Linked DNA regions of Homo sapiens: all the other regions are linked to region 3. Evidence: chromatin loops called from intact Hi-C (ENCODE). Cell type or tissue: heart right ventricle. All regions are shown on one strand.

Evidence for each region. Peaks named below come from ENCODE experiments on the same cell type or tissue, not always from the same donor. Only the 100,000 strongest peaks of a DNase experiment are listed, where the experiment ranks them.
Region 1: a loop joins it to region 3, with 4 times the contacts of the local background. A loop is called at or near these places in 53 of 110 quality-filtered maps.
Region 2: a loop joins it to region 3, with 8 times the contacts of the local background. A loop is called at or near these places in 21 of 110 quality-filtered maps.

Annotation. Positions count from the first base shown.
Region 1 is chr5:10,860,960-10,868,959 of GRCh38, reverse strand. No RefSeq gene overlaps it. Among named protein-coding and RNA genes, the nearest start is that of CTD-2154B17.1, 78 kb to the right of the region's middle. In heart right ventricle, CTCF peaks have their summits at 4,782 and 4,982 (motif pointing left); a DNase peak (open chromatin) is centred at 4,992; H3K27me3 peaks cover 58 bases.
Region 2 is chr5:12,020,799-12,028,798 of GRCh38, reverse strand. No RefSeq gene overlaps it. Among named protein-coding and RNA genes, the nearest start is that of CTNND2, 120 kb to the right of the region's middle. In heart right ventricle, a CTCF peak has its summit at 4,959 (motif pointing right); no DNase peak of the experiment used is centred here.
Region 3 is chr5:10,696,999-10,704,998 of GRCh38, reverse strand. All of the region lies in intron 2 of DAP (death associated protein), which reads left to right. Among named protein-coding and RNA genes, the nearest start is that of DAP-DT, 60 kb to the left of the region's middle. RefSeq lists enhancers at 1,390-2,112, 4,382-5,091, 4,646-5,469. In heart right ventricle, CTCF peaks have their summits at 3,130 and 3,334 (motif pointing left); a DNase peak (open chromatin) is centred at 3,324; H3K27ac peaks cover 2,847 bases.

The DNA.
Region 1 (8,000 bases), 160 kb before region 3:
GTTTAAGGAGTTGAGTTTATAAAACAAATAGCTCTGCGATAGTAAGCAATGTGCTAAGAGATGAAGCCCCAGGAAAGCTCCATTGGGCCAAATAAAAGCTTTGAATCCAGGGGAGTAAAGGCAGGGCATTTGTCATCCAGATTTAAGTAATCGACTTTCATTCGCCCCACCCACCTCCCCAGGTAGCAGGTGCACTCATCACACAGAATGTTATAAAGGGCGCTGGCAACAGCGGTAGGAGGAGGATGAACTGACCCAATAAAGTATTCCCAAGGCCTGTTGGGAAAGACAGTTGTAAATGGAAAACAATTACTGCTAATAGGGTAAAGCACTTGTAGTTTACAAAGTATTTTCACCGGCCGTATCCATTCGTTTGATCTTATATTTACAATTTCCAAACACACAACTCCCATGGTCCTTCTGGGAGTTCCTGTCCTGAAACGCATCCTCTGAGGCTGGGTTCTCCCAGGAGGCCCTGAGCAAGGACCCAGGCCCCGGGGATTTCCTGAGGATGTTCTCCCGCAGGGACAGAAAGAGGTGGGCAAAGCCAAGTAGGGAGGAGGAGAAGCCAGCAACAGTGCATTTTCAGGGGTGGTCACGGACTCAGCTTCAACCCAAGGGGCCCCTAGAGTATAGGTTGTGCCTTGGATTCTGTCCCACCCTTAGCGACGGAGACAATTGGCTTTTGAACCATGGGCAACTCTTGTGGGAGGCGAGGGTAACCTAAACATCCAGGCCCTTCCATCTCCTGCAAGAGAGTTAAGGTTGGTTCACAGATCCGGAAAAGGGCCCTGGAGAGGCACCAAGGCCCTCTGCTCCATGTGCCCCCCCCTCTCCGCACCTGCTCCACATACCTTGGCTGTCCTCCCTCATAGCACTCCTCTGTGAACCTGAGGAACTCCTGCTAGTACTTCAAAACCCCGTCCAGGTGTTAGTGACACATTCTTTGATTGCCAGTAACCCAAGCAAAAAACCTCTTCTTTGATGCTCTTCCTTTGACTGGAATATCCTTCGAAGAGCTGCACTTGTCGTTAAAATTTTAATGACTCGTTCCCCAAGGGCCACAGTGTTACTGGTGGAGGGTGTCCAGGTTCCCAAGAATTGGACAAAACACACAAAGCAAGGAAAGAATGAAGCAACAAACAGAGAGATGTGTTGAAAGTACACTCCACGGTGTGGGAGCGGGCCTGAGTATAGGGGCTCAAGAGCCCAGTTACAGAATTTTCTGGGGTTTAAATACTCTCTAGAGGTTTCCATTGGTTACTTGGTGTACGCCCTATGTAAATGAAGAGGATGAAGTAAAGTTACAAAGTCATTTACTTGGTGCACGCCCTATGTAAATGAAGAGGATATTTCCTGTCATAGCTGAAGCATTTCCACTTGATTTAGTTCTGGGAAGTCCTTAGGTTCCCTGCCTCCAGGCCCTCTTCTCCTAGTAAGCTTGATCCCAGGGAACAGACATTATTGTATTATCTTTATTGTAGTTGTATTATATAACTACTTTATGATAGTTGTACCTATTTGGGGAGTACATGTGATATATTGATACCTGTACACAGTGTGTAATGATCAAGTCAGGGTAATTGAGATATTCATCACTTCAAACATTTATCTTTTCTTTGTGTTGGGGACATTACAATTCTCTTCTAGCTCTTTTGAAATATACAATAGATTATTTCAACTACAATTTCTCTACGATTAAATACTACAACTTACTCTTTCTAATTGTATTTTTGTACCCATTAACCAACCTCTCCCAGATATTAATGCTTCTCTCTAAGACCTTAATTTTCCCCAGTGAGGCAATGGGGAAAGCGAGCCCCCTGGCTGCGGTTTACTGAGGTGGTGTTAAAAGACTCCCAGTGACAGCAAAGTTTGTTTGCCAAGTCATTCTTCTGAAGGGGACCATGTGAACAAATCCCTAAGAAAAGCTAATGCCAAGTACTCAGCATCACCCTTCAGAGCACAATACACGGTACTTCAAGAGTTTTAAAAAGAGAGTTCCTCAAAAACTCAAGCTGTTTTTATTTTCCTGGATACTTATGTAGTGATCATATCCATTGTGAGGTTGCCCTCGGGATGTTGGGATTTTCTAAGGAACGTAAAGTCCCCAAGATTAAAGCAATGTTGTAGTCAAGAAGTTTCTCTTACTTTCACCCCATATTTAGGTGTATATTTCACTGATGTTCCAAGTATAGAAACACATTTAGCAAATAATTTTGATCTTTGAAGAAGTTCTCTTTTCAACTTTATCAGGCAAGTTCACAGATGCATTTTACAAGGCAAATCGGGAAAAAAAAGGAGATCAATTCTACTGCCGAGAAGGAATCTAGGTCAATTTTATAGATTCACACTCAAATGAAATCCACACAAGAACAAAATTCAAGACATTGGTTAAAAGAAAAATCATACCAAGTACCAAGATAAGTTAAATTGCTATATATGTACAGTTCGATAAATTGAAAACATCCTAGATCTTTACCAAAATTAATTTCTCTGGCATCTTACAGAAGCATCTGTGGGCTTCCAGTAATTTGTACTTTTAAAAATCTTATACAACAGTGTTCCTACAAAAAGAAAGTAAACACTTGCAACCAAAATTTCCATTTTTGCTCGTCAAGATTTCAATCGATTTTACTTGAACAAGCTGTTTTCGTTCAATTCACACTGATTAACATTAGCCCAATCGCTGAAAACTTTGTGGTTCTGGGATACGGGTTTTAATTGTCTTCATAATGTACTTGGAAGGTCACTGGGGAAATTGAACACAAAAGTTTTCCTATACCATGTGCTGACTAAATAAAGAGCCCGAGCAGCATGTACCTCAGCAATCTCAATCTCAAATTGACCTCCTTTTTGTTTTCTCTTTTCTGTTACAGTGTGTTTCTCATCCTTTTCTTTTTCTGTCAATATTTATGTAGATGTCAACTATATTCTTGCCTCTCTGTAAGTACTGCTTTTCTCTAGGGCTCTCTCATGAAAACAAAATTTCAGTCAAAATTGTTATTTTTTATCCTCCCTCTGTTCGCAGCAAGCACGGGTCTTAGATGCAAAATGTACGGGAGAGCCAGAAACTCAGAAATCAAAATAAAGAATGTCTTAATGCAATGTTTTTAAAAATAAAAATGAATGTTAAAAAAAGAACTCATGATTAATAAAATATCCAAATTGTGGCTGGGCACGGTGGCTCGTGCCTGTAATCAGGCCTCCCACTTTGGGAGGCTGAGGCAGGTGGATCACCTGAGGTCAGGAGTTGGAGACCAGCCTGGCTACATGGTGAAACCCCGTCTCTACTAAAAACACAAAAAATTAGCTGGGTATGATGGTGGGTGCCTGTAATCCCAGCTACTCAGGAGGCCAAGGCAGGAGAATCGCTTGAACCCGGGCGTTGGAGGTTGCAGTGAGCCGAGATGGCACCATTGCACTCCAGCCTGGGCAACAAGAGTGAAACTCCATCTAAAAAAAAAAAAAATCCAAATTGTAATTATTCAGCCCTGATAGAGGCTCTGTGGTGGTCATCAGTAGTCCTTAGTGCTCCTGGGAATGTGATAGAATTCCTGGCTCCCTCGAGGACATAAGTGGGGCCATGTGACTAGTTCTGATCAACACATTGCAAACAGAAGTGATGAGCGTCACCTCTGGACAGGAGCATGTGGCTGCCAGTTCAAGACCCTCCTAAATTTTTCTCTTTTTCTCTCATGCACAGCAACTGGCAAATTCCCAGACCAGCATCATTGTATTGGCCAGGAACCTGCACACCTAGGGTGAGCAGAAACTCCCTAGAAAGCCACTGTGGTCAAGAAGTCTGAGTGAGGAATGAGCCTTTGTTACTTCAAGCCACCTAGTTTCTGGGGAGTATCTGTTACAGCAGCTGAGCCTCTCCTGACTGACTGATATACACATTAAGCAAGGTTTGCACTGTGGAAATCCTCAGTTTCTCAAGTGAAAGAAATGAAGCCGTCCCCAGCATCCAGTCTTACAGCTGGAACTTCTTGCCTAGAAAGAGCAAGATGCTGCTTCTCTCCTTCCCTAATTTCCTGTAGATTTTGTTCTTAAGACTGAGAGCTTTGTAGATGGACAATTAGAGACTTTAAAAACTTGTTTCAGTTGGGCACAGTGGCTCATGCCTGTAATCCTAACAGTTTGAGAGGTCAAGGCTGGTGGATCACTTGAGGTCAGGAGTTCAAGACCAGCCTGGCCAACATGGCGAAATCCTGTCTCTACTAAAAATACAAAAATTAGGCCAGGCACGGTGGCTCACGCCTGTAATCCCAGCACTTTGGGAGGCCGAGGCGGGTGGATCACGAGGTCAGGAGATCGAGACCATCCTGGTTAACACGGTGAAACCCTGTTTCTACTAAAAATACAAAAAAAACTAGCATGGTGGCGGGCGCCTGTAATCCCAGCTGCTCGGGAGGCTTAGGCAGAGTAGTGTGAACCCAGGAGGCGGAGCTTGCAGTGAGCCAAGATTGCGCCACTGCACTCCAGCCTGGGTGACAGAGCAAGAGTCCGTCTCAAAAAAAAAAAAAAAAAAAAAATAGCTGGGCGTGGTAGCAGGCACCTGTAATCCCAGCTACTTGGGAGGCCGAGGCAGGAGAATCACTTGACCCCGAGGGGTGGAGATCGCAGTGAGCCGAGATCACGCCACTTCACTCCAACCTGGGTAAAAGAGCGAAACTCCGTCTCAAAAACAAAAACAAAAACAAAAAACTGGTTTCACCTCTTACAAGCACCTAGGATGTGAGATAGCTCATGAGCAAAAACTTTAGTTGCCAACCTGTAAAGTGAAATTCGAAATACCTCCCACACAGGCAAATAATGGAATTAAATGAGATAACACAGAAAAACACCTGGAACACAGCCAATAATTGACACATTTTAATCTAATTGCACTCAAGGTGTGACCGAGATGCTCATTGCACAGCAGACCACATCATCCCCAACTTAGGAGGCCCAGGACCAGGAGACAGCACTTTAGCAGTGCCCCCTGGTGGTTATGCCGAGAACTACCTTAGGAAGCCCTGGGTTCTTCCTTTCCCCCGTGGTGGTTGCTACGAGGCCGACCCAGTGGCCTGGGTTGTTGTTTTATGGATAAATTTATTTTCTTTGCTGAGATGGGCTCGGGAGAAGAATCACTAGCAATTCAGTTTGCAACAACCTCGAAAAGTGGAAGAAAACAACAACATGGCTTTGGAAAGAAAGAGTCCTGACATGCTAATATCCCTTACCAGTTTTAATGCATTTAGAAAAGGTGGATGTAATGCTATGGTCCAAATGTTTGTGTCCCCCAAAATTAATATGCTGAAATCTTCACCCCCAAGGTAATGGTATTAAAAGGTGGGGACTTTGGGAGGTGATTGGGAGCCCTCATGAATGGGATTAATGCCCTTATGAAAGAGGATTGATAGCGATCCCTCAGTCCTTCCGCCATGTGGAACACGTGGGAGGCAGAAAGAAGGTACCGTCTACAAACCAGGAAACAGGCCCTAGCCAGACATTGAACCTGCCAGTGCTTTGATCTTGGACTTTCTCAGCCTCTAAAACTGTAAGAAGTAAAGTTCTGTTGCTTAAAAGCAACCCCATCTATGATATTTTGTTATAGCATCCTGAACAGACTAAGACATATAAGTATGCCTGAGACCAGCAAAACCTATGGGTTAAAAAAAAAAAAAAAAAAAAAAGTTATGGCTGGGCGTAGTGGCTCAGGCCTGTATTCCAGGCACTTTGGGAGGCCAACGTAGGGGATCCCTTGAGGCCAGGAGTTCAAGACCAGCCTGGCCAACAGGGTGAAACCCAATCTCTACTAAGAATGCAAAAATCAGCCAGGCATGGTGATGCACGCCTGTAATCCCAGCTACTCAGGAGGCTGCGGCACAAGAATCACTTGAACCTGGGTGGTGGAGGTTGCAGTGAGCCGAGATCGTGCCACTGCACTCCGCCTGGGCAACAGAGCGAGACTGTCTCAAAAAAAAACAAAAACAAACAACCGTTACTCTCATGAAGAATTCCATAAAACTAACAGGTTGGTACCCAGTTATTTGGAGTATCATGTTAGCACTAAATTATCATTTTTTCATATTGAATCAAAGAGAATAAATGTTCCAATGAATCTGAGCAATGAAGGGACAGCTTAGGAGCTGCAGACTTTCCTTTGCAGGTATCACTCAGATCTCATTCTAATGTGGGTAATCCAACTCCTGCCTTCATTCAAACAACCACACTTTGAATTTCTACATCTCCTTGGACTTGCCATAATAATCAGAAACCAAGAGGGTCCTAGGGCAGCAAACTGGAACGAGAAGGTGGTGGGACAGGAATTAGCGGGAGATCAGACATGCAGGACCAGAGACAGCCACCTAAAAGAGAAAATGGGACTGAAGAACAGAAGAAAGCCTTAATTTCATGTCAACAGGTTGATGACATCACATTCTATTTGCCATTTTAGTCAAGATTAACTGCAAAAAGGTCCTCTCCATGACCTTAGATGCCCTACTTACAGAGGCTGTCCTCACAACTTAGGAGTGCAGAGCTTAGCGACATTTTGGAAATCTCCTAAGGTTTAATCCTTAAAGGAATTACATGCTCAAAGAGAAAAAGAGGTATAGCAGGAAGGTCAATGGCCTCAGGTAGTCTGGACTTGTCCACAGGGAGCTAAGACAGTGGCCAAGGCTGGCTGCCAGAGTCAGGGACAGAAGCTGTCTCCCACCCACACCATCAAGAGTCATCTGAGGGCCATGAACTTAAGCCATAAGAATTATGAGGTCAGCAATGTTTCTTTTATGGAACAGGGTGGATATCAGGAAGGTCTGGAAATGAAGCTAGAGATCACAAATTAGTAGAAGAAAAAACTAAACTCTTTTCCAAATGGAAGAGCACCACAGTAAAATCTACCATCCCCACCTGTTTTTCAGGGGAAAGGTGCTTTGGAGAAGCGCTCAAGAGATGAGAAGTTTCCACTGAAGCCTCATTCCAGAGCATCTGTAGCAGAGGCTGCACTGCCATCCCCAGGACTGTCCTCTAATTCCTCCCTACAGTGAAAATGGGCCAGAAAAATGACATTTCTCAGTCTCCCTTTCAGGTACCTCCAGCCATTGAGTTATGTATATATTCCTGGGGCTGCCATAACAATGCAGTGACTTAAAACAACCGAACTGTATTGTCTCACAGTTCTGGAGCCTAGAAGTCCAAGATCAAGGTGATGGCAGGGCTGTGCTGCCTGTGAAACCCATGAGGAAATCCTTCCTTGACACTTGCTAGCCTTCTGCAGTTTGCAGACAGTCGTTGAGTCCCTTGGCTTGTAGCTGCATCATTCCAATCTCAGCCTCCCTTGTCATGTGGTGTTCTTCCTCTGTGTCTCTGTCCTCACATGCCATCTTCTTACGAGGACACCAGTCATATTGCACCAGGAGCCCACTTGACACCAGGATGACCTCGTCTTAACTAATTACATCTACAATGACCCTATTTCCAAATAAGGTCACATTCTGAGATACTGGGGATTTAGGACTCAACATATCTTTTTTAGGTCAGGTGGGGCAGACACAATTTAATCTATAACAAGATATAAGCAGAAGTTGTTGATGGAGCTTCCAGAAAAGTTATTTAAATGGAACTGCCTCTGTTTATAGATGTGCCCTACTTCCCTTATGTACCCTCCTCCTTTCTGTGGCCCTGAAAATAAATACCACCTGGGATAGAAGTGTGACTACTGATCTTCAGCAACCATCTTGCTACCATGAGGCAAACTTGGGAAGAGAAAACATATGCTAAGGATACAAAAAGAGAGAGAGAGAGAAGTAGAAACAGTCGAATCTCTGATAATTGTGGAGTTTCCAGACCACTATGAGTTGTTTTTTTAAATTCCATCTTGCTTACATCATTGTTATTTGGGTTTTCCATTATTCACAGCTGAGTTGAATCCTAACTGATTCATGCATGCTGAGGAAAACATCTCCCTCCACAAGTCAGCACCCACAGGAAGAAAAGATGGGAGCCGTGGA
Region 2 (8,000 bases), 1.3 Mb before region 3:
GGCAATGGGCAGAGGTTGAAATCATTTGCAGGGTTCAGAAAAATATAGGAAGATGTGGGAAAGTTTGGAACTTCCTAGAGACTTGTTGAATGATTTTGACCAAAATGCTAATAGTGATATGGACAATGAACTCCAGGCTGAGATAGTATCAGATGGAGATGAGGAACTTCTTGGGAACTGGAGCAAAGGTCACTCTTGCCATGCTTTAGCAAAGAAACTGAAGGCATTTTGCCCCTGCCTAGAGATCTGTGGAACTTTGTACTTGAGAGTTATGATTTAGGGTATCTGGCAGAAGAGCTTTCTAAGCAGCAAAGCATTCAATAGATGACCTGGCTCTTTCTAAAAGTGTACAGCCATATTCATTCACAAAGAGATAATCTGAAATTGGAACTTATGTTTAAAAGGGAAGCATAATAAAAAAGTTTGGAAAATTTGCAGCCTGACCATGCAGTAGTAAAGAAAATCCCATTTTCTGAAGAGAAATTCAAACTATCAGCTGCAGAAATTTGCATAAGTAATGAGGAGATGTATGTTGATAGCCAAGATAATGGGGAAAATGTCTCCAGGGCATTTCTGGCATCTTCATGGCAACCCCTCCAATCACAGGCCCAGAGACCTAGAAGGGAAAAATGGTTTCATGAGCTAGGCCCAGGGCCCTGCTGCTCTGTGCAGCCTTGGAATATGGTGCCCTGTTTCCTAGCTGCTCCAGCTCCAGCCACGGGTAAAAGCGGCCAAGGTACAGCTTGGGCCATTGCTTCAGAGGGTACAAGCCCCAAGCACTCATGGCTTCCATGTGATGTTGAGCCTGTACACAGAACACAAGAGTTGGGCTTTGGAAGTCTCAGCCTGTATTTCAGAGGATGTATGAAAATGCCTGGATGTCTAGGCAGAAGTCTGTTGCAGGAGTGGAGCCCTCATGGAGAACCTTAATGCAAAGGGGGAATGTGGGGTTGGAGCCCCCACAAAAAGTCTCCACTGGGGCACTGCCTAGTGGAGCTGTGAGAAGAGGGCCACCATCCTCCAGACCCCAGAATGGGTAAAACCACTGACACCTTGGACCTTGTGCCTGGAAAAGCCTCAGGCACTCAATGCCAGCCCCCAAAAGACGTTGCAGGAGCTGTACTCTGCAGAGCCACAGCAGTGATGTTGCCTAAGGCCATTCAAACCCATCTCTTGCCCTGGTTGTGAAACATGGAGTCAAAAGATGTTACTTTAGAGCTTTAAGATTAAATGACTACCCTGTCAGGTTTGGGGCTTGCATGAAGCCTTGTGGCCCCTTTGTTTCAGCCAATTTCTCCCATTTGGAATGGAAGTATTTACCTAACGCCTGTACCCACATTTAATCTTGGAAGTAACTAATTTGCTTTTTGTTTCACAGGTTTATAGGCAGAAGGGACTTGCCTTGTCTCAGATAAGACTTTGGACTTGACCTTTTGAGTTAATGCTAGAATGAGTTGAGACTTTGGGAGACTGCTGGGAAAGCATGATTAGTTTTGAAATGTGAAAAAAAAATGAGATTTGGGAGGGGCCAGGGACAGAATTATAGAGTTTGGCTCTGTGTCCCCACCCAAATCTCATCTCAAATTGTAATCTCCATGTGTCAAGGGAGGGACCTGGTGGGAGGTGATTGGATCATGGGGCCAGTTTCCCCCATGCTGTTCTCATGTAGTGAGTGAGTTCTCAGTAGAGCTGATGGTTTAGAAGTGTGACACTTCCCCCCACCGCTCACCAGCATGTAAGATATGCCTTGCTTACCCTTTGCTTTCTGCCATGATTATAAGTATCCTGAGGCCTCCCCGGCCATGTGGAATTGTGAGTCATTAAACCTCTTTAGTTTATAAATTACCCAGTCTTAGATAGTTCTTCATAGCAGTGTGAAAACAAACTAATACATAGGATGAACAAATCTAGGATGACTGTCACTTCACCCTAACAATTAGAAAATTATGGTTAAACAACAAAAACAAAACTTTGGTGCAATTCATCACCAGGATCTCCCTCTCTTTTCCTCAGTCCATATACATAAGCTCTTCTCTCACAGAAAAAAACTCTGGTTCCCAAATATTTACACAGTTATTCATTTGCTTAATTCTACTGTACACATCAAGTCATTTTAGAATTAGAACTTTCATGACACGAACAACAAAAATTCCCTAAATAAAGTCCACATTTTCTGTTTGTTTCTTTTTATCTTTAGTTTGTATTCCATTGAAGGTATATATGACTGAAGACACAGGCCGTTCAAAACTTACTTGGATTTGTTCTGTATTTATTTTTTGAGATGTTATTATCAATGTGATATTTAGTTCCTTAGAGTTTTTTCACATGTAAAGAAATAATTTGTCATAGACTGTGTAAGTCAATGACATAAATTGTAATCTCCAAGGTAACTATTAAAAGAATACTAAAATCATGTTTAATTGACATAATTGTAGGGAAAATGACAAAAATATGTTTGATTAATACAAAGAAGGCAAGAAATTAGAAAAATGATTTTTAAAAAATTAAATAGAAAGCAAATAGAAGAATAAAATGTATATATTGATAATTACATTAATTATAAATTGACTAAATAAGCCATAACGTTAAAAATATGATGACAAAAAAGTTATAAGCACAATTATCTAATCATTACAAAATGTGTAATGAAATTTATGCTTAATTACTGATTATTAGGATAGCTCTAATGTTAGCTCTTATACCTACTATAATTTTAAAGTAATCATCAGTTAATGACAATTTGAGTATCTGCAACAAGTACAAAATATTATAAAAATAGAGATAATTTCTATTGGTGAGAAAGTCGCAAGGACTTCTTTTTTTTTGGTTGTGTGATCTGTGCGAATCAAGTACTTCTTATGATGGTTGTCTGCTTACATTCATAAAGGAAAGAACCACTAAATTTAAGTTAGTGATTGTGAAGACAACATTTTAAGTATCTTCTATTCATTATATTGTAGATCAATGAGATTCTTTTCATGTCTTCTCTGTGTACTATGAAGAATTTCTGTTTTAGAGAAATAGAAGAGTTTGATATGGTTTGTTCACTGGATGTGAGTGACTGTGTAGGTACACCTGCCATGCATAGTGGATATCAAGCTTAGGAGAAAAGAGAGGTAAGATCTGCAGGGTCTCATGCCAATAAGGGGGATTTTAGATTTTAACCAATATATGACAGAAAACCATCAAGGATATTGGATGGGGTAATGTCATGATGGATGCTTTTATTCTTAGAATGTGCATTGAAAGTCAGGTAAGTGTTCACAATAGCCCCAAGAATGCTCAGTAATAGGATTTAAGGCATTTTGGGCGGTACAACTTCAAGGCATTTACTGCATCCCTACCAGCCATATCACTTTTAAAAGAAATAGACACCATTAATATTTCATTCTCTTTAGAATTCTTATAAATATAGTTCTACTGAAAAATATGGCTTTTGGATCATCATTATGCAAAAAATTGTTGGTAAATCTTTCTGAAAAAAATCCTCACTGAAAGGTGTCTATTACCTTCCACTTTCAGGTTAGAGTAATATTTTAGTCAAAAAGAGTCAACAAAAAGTATTTTCAGAGAAGAATGTTGGCCCTGCCATCTGATATCCCCTTTGCTCCCACCTGGTGAATATCTTTACTTTATTTATTTATTTTTTTGAGATGGAGTCTCGTTCTGTTGCCCAGGCTGGAGTGCAGTGGCACAATCTCGGCTCACTGCAACCTCTGCCTCCAGGGTTCAAGCGATTTTCCTGCCACAGTCTCCCAAGTAGCTGGAATTACAGGTGTGCGCCACCACACACAGCTAATTTTTGAGAATGAGATGAGGTTTCACCATGTTGGCCAGGCTGGTCTCAAACTCCTGACCTCAAGTGATCCTTCTGCCTCCCAAAGTGCTGGGATTACAGGCTTGAGCCACCACACCCGGCCTAACTGGCAAATGTCTTCAATGTATCCTCTGTTTTCACAGATGGGTGTAAATTCTACCTTAATTCAGCTGATTCTTAAAAGTTTGTTTCTTCCCCGACAAATACATGTAATATCATTACAGATACCTGTAAGGGAATAATATCGAGTCTTCTGTCATTCTGTATCTTGTAAAAGTTTGGCTGAGACAAATATTAATATGACATGCAAAATTTTAAAAGATGTGAGCTTCATTAGATTTCAAATCATGGAAACAATGCGGAAAAATATTGTGTGTGTGTTTTTGCCATCTCCGTGAGTTCTGACATCTAATGCTGATTGTATTACCCAGTTTGATCCAAACTGTTTACATTTGCTGATGTAACTAATCATGTTTTCCAATGTTATTCAACATTACTTAGATTTTATGTTTATGAGCACACTAAAAACTTGTATTGAACTTTTGTCTTTTACGGTAATTAACAGAGTCTGGTTATGGTGTGATTTCCTAAAACCCCTGCCCTACGTTGTAACAGAGTAAGGAGAAAATGAGAAAAGATAACACTTCACAGTCTCTTGTTGATATCCTACATAAGGTATACCTTAAAGCAAACATCCAAATATTATCATCCAAATATAAACTGATTATCAATATAAAGTTATAAACAAAATAAATTATAAACAATTTTAAAAATAAAGATACTTGTTTATGTCTACCAAGAGCAAATTCAAATAAAAAACCCTTGAATTAATGCCAAATTGACTTTAATTTCATTATTACATTACTAGTTTATAGTACAATATACCATATTTTTCATATGTTGAAGCTTCGAAAGAATCTAAGGTCAAATCAAAGATCATGTTTAATCAAAACAAGAGGAAAAGGAAGTAAAATGTCTTTACAAAATGTTAAGATTCTCATATTCTATAATAATAATCAGGCTCTTCACCTTAAAAAACTATCAGGGTAGTTCAATTCGAATATCTCTATCAGTATTTTCTACTAAGCTGCCTTTAAGTACTGAAATTAGAAAACCATTAATAACATCAGACTTTTCTTTGCCCAGTAGAGGGCAGTGCTACATATGGAAACCAACTTATTACTTGGTTCTTTGAGAGTTTGTGAATGAATGACCCCATTAACTCCTGTACCTAATGTAAGTTGATTTTTGTTCCTTAAAATAGACAATCAAATTCAACGGAACTAAGTGGCAATAGAAATATGGAGAAGTAAAATGTCCGCACAGCCAAGCAATAACTACAGAGCTGTGGCCGCATTGATAACACTAATATTGTTTAATATGAGTTATACAAGTGTTTTCAAGTAATGAGTCAAATAGCAATGTACATGAGAGTCAGAGACTAGATAATTCTTCAGGATTAATATTCAAAAGTAATATTAGAAAAACATATAAATTACCTTTAATTGTCTTCTTGCTTACTAGAATTAAGGTAGGTAACGTCCCTAAAGAGTAATGCTCTGAAAAATAACCTAATTTAAGATGATGTAAATTCCATTCCTTGAAGCTTTTACTCTGGTTGAATCTCCACGGTGATTGATTCATTCTTTTAATTAAAAATCCCAAATTCATGAGCCAGTTTTAGTTCACTGTGCTATATCTTATGATAATATCAATATCCTAGCACCAAAAATTGAAGTAATCTCTTTTCAGAGATACTGAAACAATAGCAAAAATGGGTTTTTTTTCCCCAACATCTGAGCACTTTACTTTAAAAAAGCAGGCACTGTAATATGTGTAATATGTAATTTTTTGAGGAAGACAACATCTACTCTTTTCTACCATAGATAGCTTCATTTGTTTCTACTCTATAAACTTATCAAACCAGCTCCTAAAAATTACTATGGTAATTTGTCAATTACATCAGTTTGACCCATATCCTCTTAGATAGAAAGTTTACCTTCAAATATTTCCCCAATATTTCTTAATTTTAATTATTCCTTTAAACCTATTTGATTTTTTATTTGTAAGCATAAATTTAATTAATTATTTGAAAAATACTTCGTTCTGGATGTGTAGTCTTTAGATCCCCTTTTTCGGATTTATAGGTTTAGGAAGAAGTTATATCTTCTTTATTTTGTGAGGTGCTTAGAAATAAATATTTGATGATGATGATAAAGTTTCCATAGGATTTCTTCTCTACTCCATTATCTAAATATTCACTAAGAGGAATGTCTAAAAGAATTAAATAAGTATGAACATGAGTTAAACATTTCCAGTTATTTCATGTTGCAACACCTAAGTCAACATTGCCATATGCCGACTCTCCTATTAAAGCTCTCTTCAGGGAGAAGAACTTGGTAATCCGATAGAAAATTACCATTCAAAAGAATTACTTTTTAAAAAGATACTGTCTCCACTATAAATTATTTTATATGTCATTCTTTGACTTGAAAAATATGTACCCAAATTTTTCTATGATAACAAATGTCTCGATATAAATTATTAGATGAAAAAAGCAAAGCTAATCTGAATGAGAGAAAACTATATTATAACACACAGTGAAATGCTCTTAGTTTAGTCTAGTTTAATTTGTAACACCACTGTAATTTTAGATTCCGCTACTTACTCACCTGGGTTAACTTGGTGATCATAGTTAATTGGAGGTAATATTATCTTCCTTCGAAGGCTGAGGCAAGCATTATAGGGGAATGTATATGACACACCTGTCATAAGGACCAGGATGTGTTTGTTGACTAGTAAATACTTACGACTCTTATTAGCTCTGCAAATCACTTTTTATTTGATGTTGGGCAAATAATTAACTTCTTTGAATCTCTTCTTCACCACTCAAATTGGAATTATAATACCCACTTGTTTTTACCAAAGAGTGATGTTAATTTGAGATGAGATAATAATAAACGTAAAAGTGTGAAAGCACTTTGCAAGTGACAGAGGGCCGCATAAATATTAGGATATATAATTAATTGGGAATATACACAGAAATTAAAACTGGCGTAAGAAAAACTCTATTGCATACTTTGTCATCTGGGGACATTGTTTAGAAAGATCATTTTGAAAGAAAAGTTTACAGTAGGTTGTAGAGAGCAGATCATTACTTATAACACCATTGTAATTTTTATTTACTTTGTGAAAATCATGGTTACATTTTTCAGAGTTTTGCCTGAATACTGATGGATTGATTTAGTGGGTCAGAACTAATAATGTTGACTATATTTGTAAAGTACAAGACTCCCAAGATACATTTTTCTTTTTGAGATAAATTTTATTTCTAAATAGGTGAGTTTCAAATTTTCATGCAGAAGGAAAATTTTACTAACAATTTACTGATGAGAAACCCTGGCCAATATGACAGAGATTTATATTCAGAATCACAGTATATGTTGTAGCTCCTACCTGGGAGTTCTGTAAGGAACAGAGGTCATGGATGGCATAACTGTTGTCTCTGAAGGAAGCAATGCATCTTGCATCCCTCTGAAGAGTCATCCCACAATGAGTATTATTGAGAGCCAAGTCCTCTCTGACTCAGGAAGAGAAAAAGAAAAAGTGCTCCTCAGAGAAAGTGCTCCTCAGAAGCCCTTTCTAGGAAGAAAAGTGTTCTTTTCATTGCCTCTTCCCCCAGACAACCACATCTCCTCCTGTGTCCTCAGAGTGCCCGTTCAAAACGGCCTTCCACAGCTGATGAGGAAGAACTACTTCTATGCTTAAACATTATTAGTAGCTCTAGGGATATTAGCCATACCTAATTCATATGTCCATCAGTTCATGTATCTACTTGTTTATGCTAGAATTTCCAATCTCCTAAACACACACACACATTGAGCACACTAACTATATCCAGATAGATAGATAGATAGAAGATAGATAGACAGATATGATATATGATAAATAGATAGATGGGTGATTGATTGAGATGATAGATAGATATGATATATGATAAATAGATGATTGATTGAGATGATAGATAGATAGATAGATAGATAGATAGATAGATAGATAGATAGATATAGATAGATGATAGATAGATAGATAAAAATATTTGAAATTTGTGGAATTGCAAGGCCAAAGGCTCTACCATTGGTAACTCATTACTCTAATGGTCTATATTCGTAAGAACTTGGAT
Region 3 (8,000 bases):
AATGTATTTTGGGCCACAATTCTGAGGTTGTGCATCCGACAGGTGTAGGAAGACCAGAGCTAGCCAGAAAGTTTGAGGACCCACGTGCTTGTCCTGGCTCCACTTCCTCCCATTCCCTCGACCACAGGGACTGTCTACCTCTAAGCTGCTTTCTCACCTGTATGAAAAGGAGGTCAGTGATGCTTGTGGGCTCCTGGCCCTGTACACTGCGCAGGAAAGACTGAGGGATCACAGGCAACGGGCTCTAGAATCAGTGAAAGGCCACACAAACAGAAGACAGGTGTTGGTGCTCAGTTCTATTAACCCAGAAAAGACCAAGATACAATTTGGGGAAAATTCCCTGATTACATTTGTTCTATTCTGCTTTGCCAAGGGTTTCACTTAATTGAATGAATCCAATTTTACTCTATACAGATAAGTGTATAGAGCTGACCATGGCATCTCCATGTAATCCAGGAGTAATCTTTTTACCTCCTGACAGTTTTACCGTCTTACCTGTTTCTAATCCATTTCCCTTTCTTGGCAGCAGACTGGGCGACAGCACAGAGACACATAGGAAGTGGTGAGCGGAAAGTGCCCATGTCTCCAAGGCAAATACACATTCCAGAGCACTCAGAAAACTGCAGAGGGCTTTATGTTTTCACACTGAAACTCATGGTGGCAAAAATTGAGCTGATGTGAGGATATTTATGGTCCCTAAATCCTACTTAGTGTAATATCCATACATTTTGCTGTAGAAAAATTAATGGGTTTGAATATGGGGTGCTGCCCAAGCCCCTCCAGAACTGTTCACTATATATGATTTTTATAACATATTGCCTTTATAAAACTTGAAAAATCCTGAATTCTGAAACCTATGTAGCCCCAAGGGCTCCAGGTAAAAGAGATCAGGGACTATAAAGGAAACTCTGGGGTACAAAGGCACCTGTGGAGATGAAGGTCACCAGGCTGGCTGGTATTTGACAGGCAGGACGCCCTGTTCCCAGGTTCAGGCAAGAGGTTGCCCAGCCCTCGGGATGCTGCTTTCTGCCACAGCATGGTGCTGTGAATTCTCCCCCTCTTCACCGCTGCTGTATTTTTTGTGAAGCCATAGAGACAAGCCAGTGCCTGGCCCCCAGCAAGGCTGGAGAGGCAGTGAAGGCACATCCCCACAGCCACGCCCTGCGCTGTCCTCTACCTGGAGTCCTTGGGCAGCCAGCCAGGGGAAGGCTCCCTGTGCCCCCCACACCCAGGCTGCTGTGTAAAGAAGCAATTGGCATGAGCCCCAGGACACTAGCTACTGCCAAAGCCAGCAGTATTTTATGAGCCTTAAAAAATCTTGTTGTACCAGTCCGTTATGAATTATTGAATTAACACTGCATATTTATAGCAACTTCTTAATAGTTTAATAATTTATTCATCCCTTATGGATCCTTTGGCATATTTCTTTTAATTGTTAGAGTAAAGAGTTTTTTTAGAGCTAACTTCACTGGACTACTTCCTCAATGATGCTTCCAGAATACTAAAATAGAATCCTGCACAGTTGTTCCGAAGCTTAAAGCACCTGATGCGCAGCAAAGACCTGCCCACATGCGAGTCGGTGACACCCCCCCTGCCTGTGCACAGGGCTGCAACTACTCTGTAGAAGCCCACAGCCAGCCAGGCCCAGCTCTCAGCCCCAACTCAGCACACTAGCATTTCACAGCCTACACTTGGATTACGTGTCTTCTGAGACAGTTTAGGAACCTAAGCATCATTCATATTGTTTCTAAAGGGAAAAACATCTTACTGTGTCCCAACAAGTAAGCTCCCTATTTTGGGAGCACCCCTGCTTTGTAAGATGTGTCCTACTGCCCAGAGTGAGTCATTCCTCACAGAGCCCTGCTCCTAGGTGCTTGGTGATAAGGGGAATCAACAGAAACAGGCTGTTTCCCAGCATTCACTTGCAGATGACTAAACCCAGAAATTGTGGAGTAGCCTTAGGTAAGGAGACGAAAGTTGAAAACTTAAGACCCAGATTCTTCAGGCATTTGAGACTCTGGCTGAGGAGGCAAGGCATGCCAGATCGTTTATGCTCAGGGTAAGGGTGCACATCTGTCTGCATGTTACTGTCCCTTTTGCAAGGGTTTTTTTGGTCATGAGTGACATCGCACTTTATTAAAAAGACATGCTTTCTTAACAAGATGAGCTACCTTTGATGCTTAGTCTTTCTCTGGTTTAGGCAAGAGTCCTGCAAAGCCATCCAGCTGTTGTTGGCAGCTGCCAGGAGTTGCCATAAAGAAGGTAGATGGAGTTTTTCCTGTTGAATTCGTTAATTCAGGCTCGTGAATGTGGTCATTGATAACACCCCATCCCTCTTTTCCTTACCGCCTCTAGCTAATTGTGCTTATCATTTAAGCTTCAGCTCATGGCTCTATCACCATTCTCAAGTTTGCCTTGAAAAGATCTGAAGAAGTACCTGTTAGCCTGAGCTCCCTCTAAAGAGGGAGAAAAGCCAATCTTCCAGGTCAGTCTGGCAAAAGCTGGAGGAAGGGCCCATTTGCTTGGGGACTCCAGATATCAACCCATGGCCAGCAGATCCAGCTCAGCCAGATTGTCGGGTCACAAAAATAAATCCACTATCTCTAATCGCTCTTTTGCCTCTTTTGCAAGCCTTTGAGGCGGGCAGGGCATGAGAGTTACTCATTCCTAAGAAATGAGCAACAAACAGTTCCAGCTAAGCACCCTGGTTCATTCACTGCCTGGCCACGACCACAAACTTGTGCTAAGCTGAGGGTCGCTGACCGGTGATGTCATTTGGTGCTCAAAGCATTTGTTGAGTATGTGTGCGCACCAGACCATGTGCCAGGCGCTGGGCACACAACAAATTCCACCATGGTCCTTGACCTTGAAGGGGAGCCATGCGTGCAGAAGCCTAAAGCTGTGTTGTGATAAGCCTAAAGCCATGTTGGGAAGTTCTTATGGCAACACAGCTGGGAAAGTATAAGTCCTGCCCTTGGAGGGGAAGGAAAGTGATGGAAAGAGAACATGAGCCAGCCTTGAAGTTGCTGTTTATCAGCTGGCTCAAGTATCAAGGTGGAACCAAGCACAGGCAATCCGAGCATTTCTTCCATGAAAAATGAAACTTAAGTGTCCCGGAAAAGTTGAGGATCATACCAGAATTCTGTGTCTCAGCTTGGAGTGACCATGCAGCATATTTAGTCTGACATGCTTTGAGAGTGAAAGAAAGCACTGCTAGTAATAACACCAGGACCAATGCCTGAACCCAGACCGTCCCAGGGAATCAGGGACATAACCATCATCCTAGGGATAACTTGAGGCCTAATTTGCTGCCCTGAATGAAGTTCATTCTCCCTCTACTGGTCAGAGACGAGATGGCAGGGGATTGGTTGCACCACCCACTGCCCCCCCGCCCCCCGTCCCCCTCAACCTTTTTATTTATTTATTTATTTTAAGAAACTGATAGAAGACAAATACAATGTCATCTGACATTGCAATCATTATTGGAAACTACAATGCACAGTATGTTTGTACTTACATCCTTGAAAACCATTTTAGGGCTCTCAGCCCCGTTACTGAACCATAAAGATGCTGGGTTTAAAAATATTCAAATTGGTTCCTTATTGAGGCAAATGCTGAGGAAAAGCAGCAGATTGCATCTTGAGCTTGAAAAGAACTCCTCTTTGACTTGCGTTCTCCATGATACAGCTGACTTCTTTTAAATCGGTGTTGTGAGTTAGTGCTCCTGTTCCATCTTCACCTGCCTTTATTAAACAAGCAACACAGAGGCAGATGACTTCTCTGGGTGCTTTATGCATGTATCTCACTTTAAACACTGCGTTTTTTGTTTCCTTGGGAAATAAGCCCTCATAGCCAATGGTTGCTTCAGGTCTTGACCAAGTACCCGGATGCCCCAGCCAGATGCCATGGTTTGCCTCCTGGGTGTTCACCTCTCTGTGGGCTTCTTCCCTCTGGTTTCTAAGGTGACAGCTTGTTCATCAGATGCATGGAACAGCACAGACACAGGCATTTCACACCCGTCTATTCAGAGCAGGGGCCCCATGGCCCAGATTTTCTGGGAAAGTTCTGTTTTCACACATTCTGCCTTGTGCTGGTCAGCCAATGTATTCTGGTTTGAGATAACAGAATGTAAAACAGTAGGGCCATCTTACCTATAGCACGTGACCCAGAGAAACAAGGGCCCTGGGTTAGTTTGCAAAGCAGGTCAAGTCAGCCTTGAGTCCTATAATGCTGCAGAGAGCCCAGCACCCTCTTGCCGCAGCAAGGCCGGCCCCATCTGGGTGGTGGCTCCTGGGTCTCCAGCACCCAGCACTGGGCAGGCACTGGGTGGTTGCTCAGTGAATATTTACCTGATGGAAGCGCCCAGGCACAGTGGTGGTGAGCACAGATCCATGCACGCTGACTACCATGCCCCACACATCCACGCTGCCCCTGGGGCGCAACAGTGCCAGTGAGAACTCCCCACCAGAACCTGTGCCTCAGCTGAAAATTTCCTTCCCTTCTCCCATCCCTAACGACTCCCCTTCCTACAGGTCCCAGCAGATGTGAAAAGGAGAATAAAGAGCCTCCAGTTCCTCCTTTGGCCCCAACCTTAGTTTGCATTCTAATTCATTAACATTTGCAGGGTGGCTTGCAGCTGTCCTTAGAGATGGTGGTGGCAGTTCTCCTGAAATGCACCTGTGTTGTTCTTGCACTTTCTGTCACTTCTCAGTGGGCCTCAGAAGTCAGGTGGGTGGACTTATCTGCCCAGCCATGTGGAAGAAGGAAGGCTCTCATGTAGATGTCTACGTGTACATAGCGCCTCAAAGTGAGGATTATACACTACACATCAATTCCCCTCTGACGTCTTAGTGGAAAGTTTCCATTGAGCCCTAATGCTCCCTAGAAGTATGTCACATCCTGCCCGCGGAGGGGCCCACCCAGGGCCCCATTCTGGTTACCCTCTTCATGCTCGAGGTTGTGCCCTCCAGGTGCATCTCAGCTCGGAGAGGGGCCCTCAGGGTCGCAGCTTGCTCTGTCCATCATCCAGCATCTGCCTCCTCACTTTGTGAATAACAGGGCACATAGATATCTTCACTGGTGAGATTTGCTGGTGGTAAAGCATATTATCTGGCTGTCCTCATGGAAAGCAAAGGAAGCTCCCTCAAGGCAGGGGACACCCCAGGGAACCTTTGGGAGAAGCAGGAAGGAGTGAGAGCCGTGGGCCTGGGGCCTAGTGCAGCACACTCTGGAATTCCCCTTGCTTCCTGCCCCTGCCCTTTCATTCCTCTCTGGAAAGGCTCATTCACCAAGTTCACAGAGATTCTGTGGTTCCCTGCATGTCCTCAGGAATAGCTCTGGGGGAATTCTCATCCCTGATGGAGGATCAGTCTTGTGGAAGTCCTTCCTGTCAATAAGGACATTCTTAGTTTTCATGGGGTTGCCACAGAGACCGGCCACATCAAAATAGAGACAGCCCACTTTTCCAGAAACCCATGGTGACCTGCTTTCGCATTAGCTTCTGGTAAACCTCACAGGTGTGGCCTGTTGGCCTCTTGCTATTTAGGGAGCCCTCTGGGACCAGTCTTCACCTCAGTCCCTAACCCAGCGTCCTATACAGTGTGTGAACACCAAATGCCTGTTAGTGGAGAGGAGGAAGAAGATGACAGTGATAAGAAGCGGAGACAAGCTCCTATGTCCCTCCAGCAACTGGACAGGCAGGAAAAAGTAGGAGATGCTCCAGAGATTGTGCAAATGCTTCCTTATTTTCAGGCATGCTTGATACTTATAAACACCGTAGACAGACAGACAGATAGGTAAGTAGGTAGGTAGGTAGGTAGGTAGATGTGAACAAATGTGAACCTGGAAGGGCCAGTCTTCCAATATAGATCCTTAGTGGCTCACTGGGTCCAGATTTGAAATAGAGCCAAGTGGCCATTTGCCGACTAGGGGTCATACAGGTATGCTGAGATCCCCCCCAAACCTGCACCTTTTTATCTTTGGGACTTTTAGAGCTCACCTGAACCAACCAACCAGTACTCAGCCGTATCAGCCAATCAGAACTAAGCAAATTTCATTTTTTTTAATTTGAATAAACAGACCTGATTGGGAACCTGGGTGGGAACTTTTGCTCTAAAACCCAAGTCTTCCTTTGTTCTTTGGAACATACCTTCATTTTATATTGGAGGCTGTGTCTCCCTGGTTTGCAAACTGTTCACTGGAATAAAGTCTCTTTCCTCCAAATTCCTTTTTCAGAGAACTTTTGTTGACAGATAGATGGATGATTGATAGATAGAATGACACTCTACATATATATGTATAGTATGTGTGTGAATAAATGAATGAAACCAACTAATAAATAAACCACAATAAACCTTAGGGCCCTGAATATTAATTTACCCAGGAGAGACCCAGTCACTAGAGATCAGGGCATCATGAATAGTCAATATCAGGGAGTGAGTGAAGACTTTAATTAGTGGCTCACAGTGCATTTCTCGAAACCCAAACTTTAGGGGCCTTTGATGCTGGTCTATACCACAGCCTGCCCTGCTGCGCTCCCATTGTATTCTAATACTCGGCGGTGTTTGCTATAAACGTGGGTGAAGGTAGGGTTGTTGGGTTGAACGTAAGTTATCCCAACTCACTAGCTGGTTTTGGAAAGTAAGCAGAATTGGTTGTGAGTTTAGTTTTCTGTCTACTTGACCTTGCTCTCTTTTTTTTTTTTTTTTTTTTTTTTTGCTAAGTCTGGAAAAGGCCCAAGTGCTTGGTATGATCTGAGGAAGGGCCTTAGGAGGGTCCCCAGAGCTAGCATTTCCAGTCAGGTAGCAGTTGAATTTGCAGATCCAGAGACCACTGAGGACACTTACTGCATCAGCCTGGCTGGCTGGTGAGTAGCTGTGCTCTCAGCTCACCAACTCCCTCCCTTGCTGTGTGTGGGAAAGGTGGACTAAGGACATAATTCCTGGTGAATTCAGGAATTCAGAAAGCCCTTGTCCATCATGCAGTGTCCCTGACCTGAGTCCACACTGTGCGTGGTTCTCACAGGCCAGGCTTTGATTCTTGCTAGATGCGTAGCTCTGTGACTTTCCAGCCAGACACCTGGCTGGAAAGTATCCTCAGTGCAAGTTAACTCTGGCATCTCTCTAATTCTGTTGCTGGGTTCGACACAAAAACATCCTAGTGACAGCTGGTCCCATTTAAGGTCAGCCACCTGTGCTTCCGGAGATGGAAGTAGACTCAGACCAGATGAGTTTTTTGGTGTCTGTATTGGATTAATGTGTACTTCTTTCTAATAGGAATTCCAATGACAGTTGTCTTGTTGGATTTTTTTCTACCTACATGATCATTTTCCTTTTTAGAGCCACCATAGTTTTATCCTATTTAAAATACTTTGTACTTTGAACCATGGACACCCACCTCCCAAAAATTAAACCATTTATAACATGACCCTTGAGCCTGAAGATTGCATTTCAAAATATAGACAATAAATAGAGTGATTTTTAAAGCACCTGTCTAATCAGCATTAAGCAGTCACCAGCACCTCCCCATAATTGAAATTCCAAAGAGTGACTCTAAAGCGTGGACGTGTTCAGAATCAAAGATGGAACGGTTTTTAGGGTAAATGTTACATACTGAAATCAAGCAACATGTAAAGTTTTTAATACATAGATGATCGTTATACAGACTAATAATCATACCAATTGTCCTCAGGCCCTGCTGGACAGCCGCGCATCTGTCTTGTAACGAGCTAACCATGTAATAAAGCACGGTGAGCAGGCACTTCCTAGGGCAGTGCCAGGAGCCTTTCTGAATACTGCAAAGGACTATGTCCAATGCCTGATCTAGCGTCTTTAGAGATGGCCCACCTACAGCCAAGGTCTCCCAACAATGTAGCTTTAGAGCTAAGCCTAGGCGGGCTTCCCCCCAGTATGTTCCACATTGCCATGTAGTTAAACATGCACCCTTTTTTTTAAGTTTGCCCCTTGCCCTTAATGATAACCTACATTCTTCCTAAAAGTTAC